Linked DNA regions of Homo sapiens: region 1 is linked to region 2. Evidence: chromatin contacts called from ENCODE Hi-C or POLR2A ChIA-PET data. All regions are on one chromosome and are shown on one strand. Each heading gives the region's core, a stretch centred on a gene start or an enhancer-like site at or near the end of the contact. The rest is flanking DNA. Distances are from core to core; before and after follow the strand shown. Region 1 overlaps LOC124903679 (a long non-coding RNA gene). Region 2 holds the start of ZNF689 (zinc finger protein 689).

Evidence for each region. Hi-C counts contacts between places; a loop is a spot of excess contacts on that map. ChIA-PET counts read pairs that join two places held with the same protein, here RNA polymerase II (POLR2A). Pooled maps may share reads with other maps.
Region 1: a loop to region 2 is called in a pooled map, with 5 times the contacts of the local background. The contact joins the enhancer-like site here to the promoter of ZNF689 in region 2. A Hi-C loop is called at or near these places in 4 of 50 pooled maps. POLR2A ChIA-PET finds 5 or more read pairs at or near these places in 4 of 52 experiments (MCF 10A, WTC11, activated CD4-positive, alpha-beta T cell and 1 more).

The regions. Positions count from the first base shown.
Region 1 is chr16:30,812,685-30,816,452 of GRCh38, reverse strand. The region is part of intron 1 of LOC124903679 (a long non-coding RNA gene); the gene reads right to left. Among named protein-coding and RNA genes, the nearest start is that of ZNF629, 27 kb to the right of the region's middle. RefSeq lists a silencer at 1,829-2,158 and enhancers at 2,179-2,328, 2,199-2,753, 2,754-3,309. Within about 2 kb of position 2,037, at least 30 of the 41 ENCODE cell types and tissues checked have a DNase peak (open chromatin) inside an H3K27ac peak, as active enhancers do.
Region 2 is chr16:30,608,634-30,612,207 of GRCh38, reverse strand. ZNF689 (zinc finger protein 689) reads left to right here and starts at 1,819. Exons shown (of 3, transcript NM_138447.3): 1 at 1,819-2,371; 2 at 2,570-2,683. The coding sequence starts at 2,167. It overlaps LOC124903678 (a long non-coding RNA gene), which reads right to left and starts at 1,734. Exons shown (of 2, transcript XR_007065051.1): 1 at 1,445-1,734. RefSeq lists an enhancer at 823-1,792 and a silencer at 2,080-2,129.

The sequences.
Region 1 (3,768 bases), core at 788-3,287, 200 kb before region 2:
CTGTCGCCCAGGCTGGAGTGCAGTGGCACAATCTCGGCTCACTGCAAGCTCCACCTCCCAGGTTCACGCCATTCTCCTGCCTCAGCCTCCCAAGTAGCTGAGACTACAGGAGTCCACCACCATGCCGGCTAATTTTTTTGTATTTTTAGTAGAGACAGGGTTTCACCGTGTTAGCCAGGATGGTCTCAATCTCCTGACCTTGTGATTCGCCCGCCTCGGCCTCCCAAAGTGCTGGGATTACAGGCGTGAGCCACCGTGCCCGGCTAATTTTTTTTTTTAATGGAGTTTCACTCTTGTTGCCCAGGCTGGAGTGCAATGGCACGATCTCAGCTCACCACAACCAATGACTCCTGGGTTCAAGCCATTCTCCTGCCTCAGCTTCCCGAGTAGCTGGGATTACAGGTGTGCACCACCACACCCAGCTAATTTTTGTATTTTAGTAAAGACGGGTTTTCTCCATGTTGGTCAGGCTCGTCTTGAACTCCCAACCTCAGGTGATCTGCCTGCCTCAGCCTCCCAAAGTGCTGGGATTACAGGCATGAGCCACCATGCCTGGCCTACTATATTATTACTTTTTAAAAACTGTGATAAAACCGGTCAAGCATGGTGTCTCATGCCGGTAATCCCAGCACTTTGGGAGGCTGAGGCAGGCAGATCACTTGAGCTCAGGAGTTTGAAACCAGCCTGGGCAATGTGGCAAAACCCCATCTCTAAAACACAAGCAAACAAACAAAAATTAGCCAAGCGTGGGCCAGGCGTGGTGGCTCATGCTTGTAATCCCAGCACTTTGAGAGGCCGAGGCAGGCGGATCACCTGAGGTGAGTTTGAGACCAGCCTGGCCAACATGGCGAAAACCTATCTCTACTAAAAACACAAAAATTAGGCCAGGTGTGGTGGCTCACACCTGTAATCCCAGCACTTTGGGAGGCCAAGGCGGGCGGATCACCTGAGGTCAAGAGTTCGAGACCAGACTGACCAACATGGAGAAACCCCGTCTCTACTAAAAATACAAAAATTAGCTGGTGTGATGGCACATGCCTGTAATCCCAGCTACTCGGGAGGCTGAGGCAGAAGAATCGCTTGAACCCAGGAGGCGGAGGTTGTGGTGAGTTGAAATCGCGCCACTGCACTCCAGCCTGGGCAACAAGAGCAAAATTCCATCTCAAAACAAAAAAAGAAGTGTAACTAACAACATCAGGTGGTGGGACTCGGACATTTTTGGACCCCCCATACCTTCACCCACACCTCGGAGAGCAGATGTTTTGAATTGGAAACATCGAATTTTCAGTCCACCTAGAGTAAGCCCTTTGTCGGCTCAGCTTCTTGAACGTATGCATTTCATGCTCACCACATCCAAACTGTAAGGCTCCATCCAACCAACCAACCAAAATCCCTGTCCTGGACGGGAGCGGTGGCTCCCGCCGGTAATCCCAGCACTTTGGGAGGCCGAGGCGGGCGGATCACTTTAGACCATCTTGGCCAGCATGATGAAACCCCATATCTACTACAAATGCAAAATTTAGCTGGGTGTGGCGGTGCACACCTGTACAGCTACTTGGGAGGCTGAGTTGGGAGAATCGCTTGAACCCGGGAGGCAGAGGCTTCAGTGAGCAGATCATACTACACTGCAGCGTGGGTGATTAAGTCAGACTCTGTGAAAAGAAAGAAAAAGAAAGGAAAGAAAGAAAGGGAAGGAGGGAAGGAGGGAGGGAAGGAAGGAAGGAAAAAACCTCCCTGTCCTTTTGGCCCTGAAGGGACCTTCGCTTTCCAAAGGGCTATGGCAAGAAGGGTGGGTCGCAGCCACGTCACCGGCGGGAGGGTCGGCAAGGACGGTTGCTAGGTCGCCGCACAGCTTCCGCCGCGGAGAGAACCAAAGGACTGGGAGGAGAAGTGAACGCCCGCCCCATCCACGGTGCGGCCTGGGATTGGCTCACCGTTGTAAAGCCATGCCCCCAACCCGGGCAGCGCCGCGGCCACCCGCCCGGTTCCGAAACGGACCAGCAGGGGGCGGCCTGCACGTCCTGGCCGTGGCTCCTGCCCGTGGAGGCGACCCCAGCGGCCCAGACAACTAAGACCCGTGTTGCGTAATCTCCCCGGCCCCGCCCAGGGAGAGGTGCCTCTGCCCCCGGGGACCCTGGCGAACGCACGTTCCCCTGTTGATCATTCAGGCTGCACTGTGGACCCGGAAGTCTGGGTCCAGATCCAGCGAATTCGGAGAATCCTCAGCGGCCCCTCGTCTAAGCCGCAGCAAAAAAAGGGATTGGACTCACTGGACCACCTCCAAGGAGCCTGTCCAGTCTGACAGGCCCTATTTCTCATGGAAGACCCTGGGCTTCTCTGGCCTGAAGTTGAGAGCTGGCCCTGGCTCTGGCATTCCCTCTCTGAGTGGCCTTGGGCAAGTTATAGCCTATTTCTGAGCTTGTTTCCTCATCCTATTGTTAAGTCCTATGAGGGTTAGATGTCCTCAAAGGTCCCTTCCAGTTCTTAGCCATGAAACAGACTTGATAACATGTGGAAATCTCTGACATGTTAAATCTCTGACACGTAAATCTCTGACATGTTATGCTATTTAGCCACCTTCACCTTCTTTTCTTTTTTTTTGAGACTGAGTCTCGCTCTGTCGCCCAGGGTGGATTGCAGTGGTGCGATCTCAGCTCACTGCAACCTCCACCTCATGGGTTCAAGCGATTCTCCTGCCTCAGCCTCCTGAGTAGCTGGAATTATAGGCATGCACCACCACATCCAGCTAATTTTTGTATTTTTAGTAGAGACGGTGTTTCACCGCGTTGGTCAGGCTGGTCTTGAACTCCTGACTTCAGGTATCCACCCACCTCGGCCTCCCAAAGTGCTGGGATTACAGGCATGAGCCACTGTGCCTGGCCCTCTTTTCTTTTTTTTTTAATACAGGGTCTCACTCTGTCGCCCAGGCTGGAGTGCAGTGGCACAATCCTAGTTGGCTGCAGCCTCCAACTCCTGGGCTCAAGCAATCCTCCCGCCTCAGCCTCCCAAGTAGCTGGAACCACAGGCACACACCACAATGCCCGGCTTTTTTTTTTGGAGAGACGGGGTCTCACTATGGTGCCCAGCCCCACCTTCACTTTCTGTACACAAAAATTCTAGAAAAGGAGGGGAAAGGCTGGGTTGGCACCTAAAAATAAAATAGGGACTGTCAACAGATCCCTGAAAGAGTGCCTGCCTGCACTAAGGGGATGATGCTGGAGAGGATAATGGAATGTCCATTGTACTCTAACCCCCTCATTTTGCAGATGAGGAAACTTTGACAGCAGCTAAGTCACATTAGGAGGAAAAACCCAGGTTTTCTGATTTCATAATCAGTTCCTTTACAAAGTGTTAGGAAATAGAAGGCATAAATATGTTAAAACAGAGAAAGAAAATTATCCACAGGAATAAAAGCAAACAATTTAATTTGTAGCACTTCCCACTTTGGTGTACTTAGGATTTCTATCCTGCCTACATTCGTGGTGACTTACAAAGCAAAAATAGAGCAATAAAAAATAAAACAGAAGTGAGTTATCTCTCTCTTCTGCTTTTTCATCTATCACCACTGCCCCATTGTCCCCTCCAGAAGAGCTTCTAACCCCTACCCTAATGTTCCAAACTGACCTTTGTAATCTTTTTTTTTTTTTTTTTTTTTGAGGCAGTCCCAGCTACTCAGGATGCTGAGGGGGTGAAAATTGCTTGAGCCCAGGAGTTTGAGACCAGCTTGGGCAACACAGCAAAACTCCATCCAGCACTTTGGGAGGCCGA
Region 2 (3,574 bases), core at 570-3,069:
AAAAAAATGTGGAGGCTAATGGGGTGGGTGCTGGCTTGTTCCATCAGCAATTTTCAGTTCAGTGCCTTTCACATACATGCTTGTATCATTCTGTTATGATTCATTGTGAATTTATATGCTTTACTAGACTGTAAGCTCCATTCAAAGCATGGCCTATGACTTATTTATGTACGCTCTCCCAATTGCCTAGCACTATGCTTTGTACGTTGAACAAATGTCACGTGAAAATAATGTAGGGAGATTATGCAGAATATTGAACTTGAGAAGAAAACAAGAGCTCAGGTGGATTCCTGGTTTAGCAAGCAAATTAGGATACTGTGAAGGAAGGATGCCTATCAGTGGTATGAATAAAGGCTCTGTCTGCCCCAGGTTTAAATCTTTATTCCCCACTCCTTACTAGCAGTATGGCCCTGGAAACTCATGGAATCCCTCTGAGATCGTTTCTTCATTAGTAGAACCAGGATGATAACCATTGGTTCACAAAATGCTAGTAAAGAATTAATAACGGGCTGGGTGTGGTGGCTCACTCCTGTAATCCCAGCACTTTGGGAGACCGAGGTGGGCGGATTGCTTGAGCTCAGGAGTTCGAGACCAGCCTGGGAAACATGGCGAAACACCGTCTCTACCAAAAATACAAAAAATTAGCAGAGCACTGTGGGTGCATGCCTTCACTCCAGCCTGGGCAACGGAATGAGACCCAGTCTCAAAAAAAAAAAGCGAATAACTAATGGCTCCGGTGCTGTGGCTTATGCCAGTAATCCCAGCCCTTTGGGAGGACGAGGCAGGAGGATCACTTAGCCTAAGGGTTCGAGACCAGCCTGGGCAACACAGGGAAACCCTGACTCAACAAATAACATAAAAAATTAGCCAGGCGTGGTAGTGCACACCAGTAGTCCCAGTTACTCTGAAGGCTGAGGCAGGACGATTGCTTGAGCCCAGGAGTTAGAGGCTGCAGTGAGCTGAGATTGCACTACTGCATTCCATCCCGCCCGGGTAACAGAGTGAGACCCTGTCTCAAAAAAATAAAAATAAGGCCGGGCATAGTGGCTCACGCCTGTAATCCTAGCACTTCGTGGGGCCGAGGTGGGTGAATCACTTGAGGTCAGAAGTTCGAGACCAGCCTGGCTAACATGGTGAAACCCCATCTCTGCTAATAAATATGAATATTAGTCAGGAGTGGTGGCACGCGCCTGTAATCTCACTTACTCGGGAGGCTGAGGCAGGAGAATCGCTTGAACGTGGGAGGTGGAAGCTGCAGTGAGCCGAGATTTCGCCACTGCACTCCAGCCTGGGCGACAGAGCACGACTCTGTCTCAAAAATAAATAAATAAAATAAAAATAAAAAATAATAAAGATGAAATATGTAATATGCTGGGCATGGCGCCTGCCCCCAGGAAATGCTAACCATAATTCCCTCCCCTAAAGGGCAAACAAAGAAGATAACCATTCTCCAAAGTCAAGGATGCTCTGAGAACACCAGTAAAAGGAACTCAGGATAATCTCAGCTCTAACTCGGCCAGAGTGGCTCCATCGCTCAAATCGTTCCCTCCTTCAGTGATTGGCTGAGCCTGCCAGAGTCGAACAGCGGAAAGCAGCCCCGGGGCCTCTTGCTGCCCCCAGGTCGGTGCAAGTCGCTTCACAACTCCTTGTAGTCGCCTGATCCTAGCAGTCCAGCTTCCTGCCCTTATGCAGCTCTTGGCTTCGTTCAAACGGACCGCCTTTGCTAGCACCCAATCAGAACGCTCGATCTTCGGCTCTCGTCCAATGAACGCGCGTATTGGGGAGGGGAAAAAAGACGGCGTGAAGCCCAATCGCAGCGCCATTACACTTGAGGGCAAAGAGGTTAGGAAGCCGGCATGGCGCTCCGGTCAATAAAATCGATAGCTGGAAGCTGCCTGTGTTCCAGGCAAAGGCGGTGCGGTAGCAGCGCCGCCATTTTCCCCGAAGGCATCTTCCGGTGCCTTTCACCCAAGTTCGGGCAGGAGTTTCCTGAATAACAGCAAAAGGTTTCCGTTAGCCCCGCGGGCGACCAATTCCGATTCCCTCCGGGCCTCCCCGGCCACGCTCAGCCCTGGTCCGGCAGGGGCTCCTCGATCCCAGGGGCCGCCAGCGCCCGAGGGCCGAGGCCTGGACACGGAAGGCCGTGGCGCCGGCTTCTCGGGTCCCATGGCGCCACCTTCGGCTCCGCTCCCTGCGCAGGGACCAGGAAAGGCCAGACCCAGTCGGAAAAGGGGCAGGAGGCCGAGGGCTCTGAAGTTCGTGGACGTGGCCGTGTACTTCTCCCCGGAGGAGTGGGGCTGCCTGCGGCCCGCGCAGAGGGCCCTGTACCGGGACGTGATGCGGGAGACCTACGGTCACCTGGGCGCGCTCGGTGAGGCCGGCCCCATCCGCTGCCGCGGGGCGCGAAGGGATGCAGGAGCCGGAGAGGGTGTAGGCAGGGAGGCCACGGTCCTGGCAGGCGACCAGGTTGTCAGGGGAGGTGGGCAGGGGCTTAGCAGGAGGTGCCGTCGGGGAGATACTACTCGGCGTGATCTAGGAGCTGGCCTTCTGATTTGTTCTCTTTCCCCAGGGTGCGCAGGTCCCAAACCAGCCCTCATCTCCTGGTTGGAACGAAACACCGATGACTGGGAACCGGCTGCTCTAGATCCGCAGGAGTACCCGAGAGGGCTAACAGTCCAGAGAAGTGAGTGCTAAATAACCACGCAGAGCCTGCAGCCCTCCTATAACGTTCTACCTCTAACGGCTCTGTCCAGAGTTTTGGTTGGGCTAGGGGTGGGTGCCGCGTATTTAGTATATTCATCTTCCCAGCCTCTTGTGTCTGGTGGTGTGGGGCCGGTCCACCACACAGAGATTCCTATGTCAGTCTGCAAGCTGCAGTTTTCCACTGTGTGAATGAATCAGTGGGCTTATTCTTCGTCTTTTTTTTTTTTTTTTTTTTTTGTAGAAACATTGTCTTGCTCAGTTCGGTCTTGAACTTCTGGCCTCAAGCGATCCTCCTGCCTTGGCCTCCCAAAATGCAGGGGTTACTGGCGTGAGCCATTGCAGCCAGCCAGAATCAGTGAGCTTTTAACAGGTGCTACCCTCTGCCTCCTTTCCAGGATCTCTGCCTCTAGCCACCTTTGAGTTGGACCAAAGAGATCCTAAACTTCTCAGAGTTTTCTGGGTTTTGGTTGAAGGGAGCTCATGGGGAACAGCTGCCTGGGATGCAGGGGCCTCTTTCTGCTCTTACGGCAGGATGACCCTTATCAGCGAAGGACATACTGCAATCTCCTCAGAATCCAACAAGGCTCTGCTTAACCCCATTCAGGTAGAAGGGTCCCAGATCCACCCATAGTAGAAGATGGAGCTGTCTGGGCTGGAATTTCAGAGCCAGATTCTTCAAGACCAGGGATAGCTGTCCAAGATTCAGATCTGACCATGATATTTCCTTGCTTAAAACTTTTCAGTTAATTTTTGCCAAGGTTGTTAAATGGCCATTGGTTATATCTAAATCACTTGGGGAACTTGGTAAAAACGCAGGTTCCAGGACCCCATCCCAGAGCTATTCATTCACTCGTGTGAATGTTTAGGAACT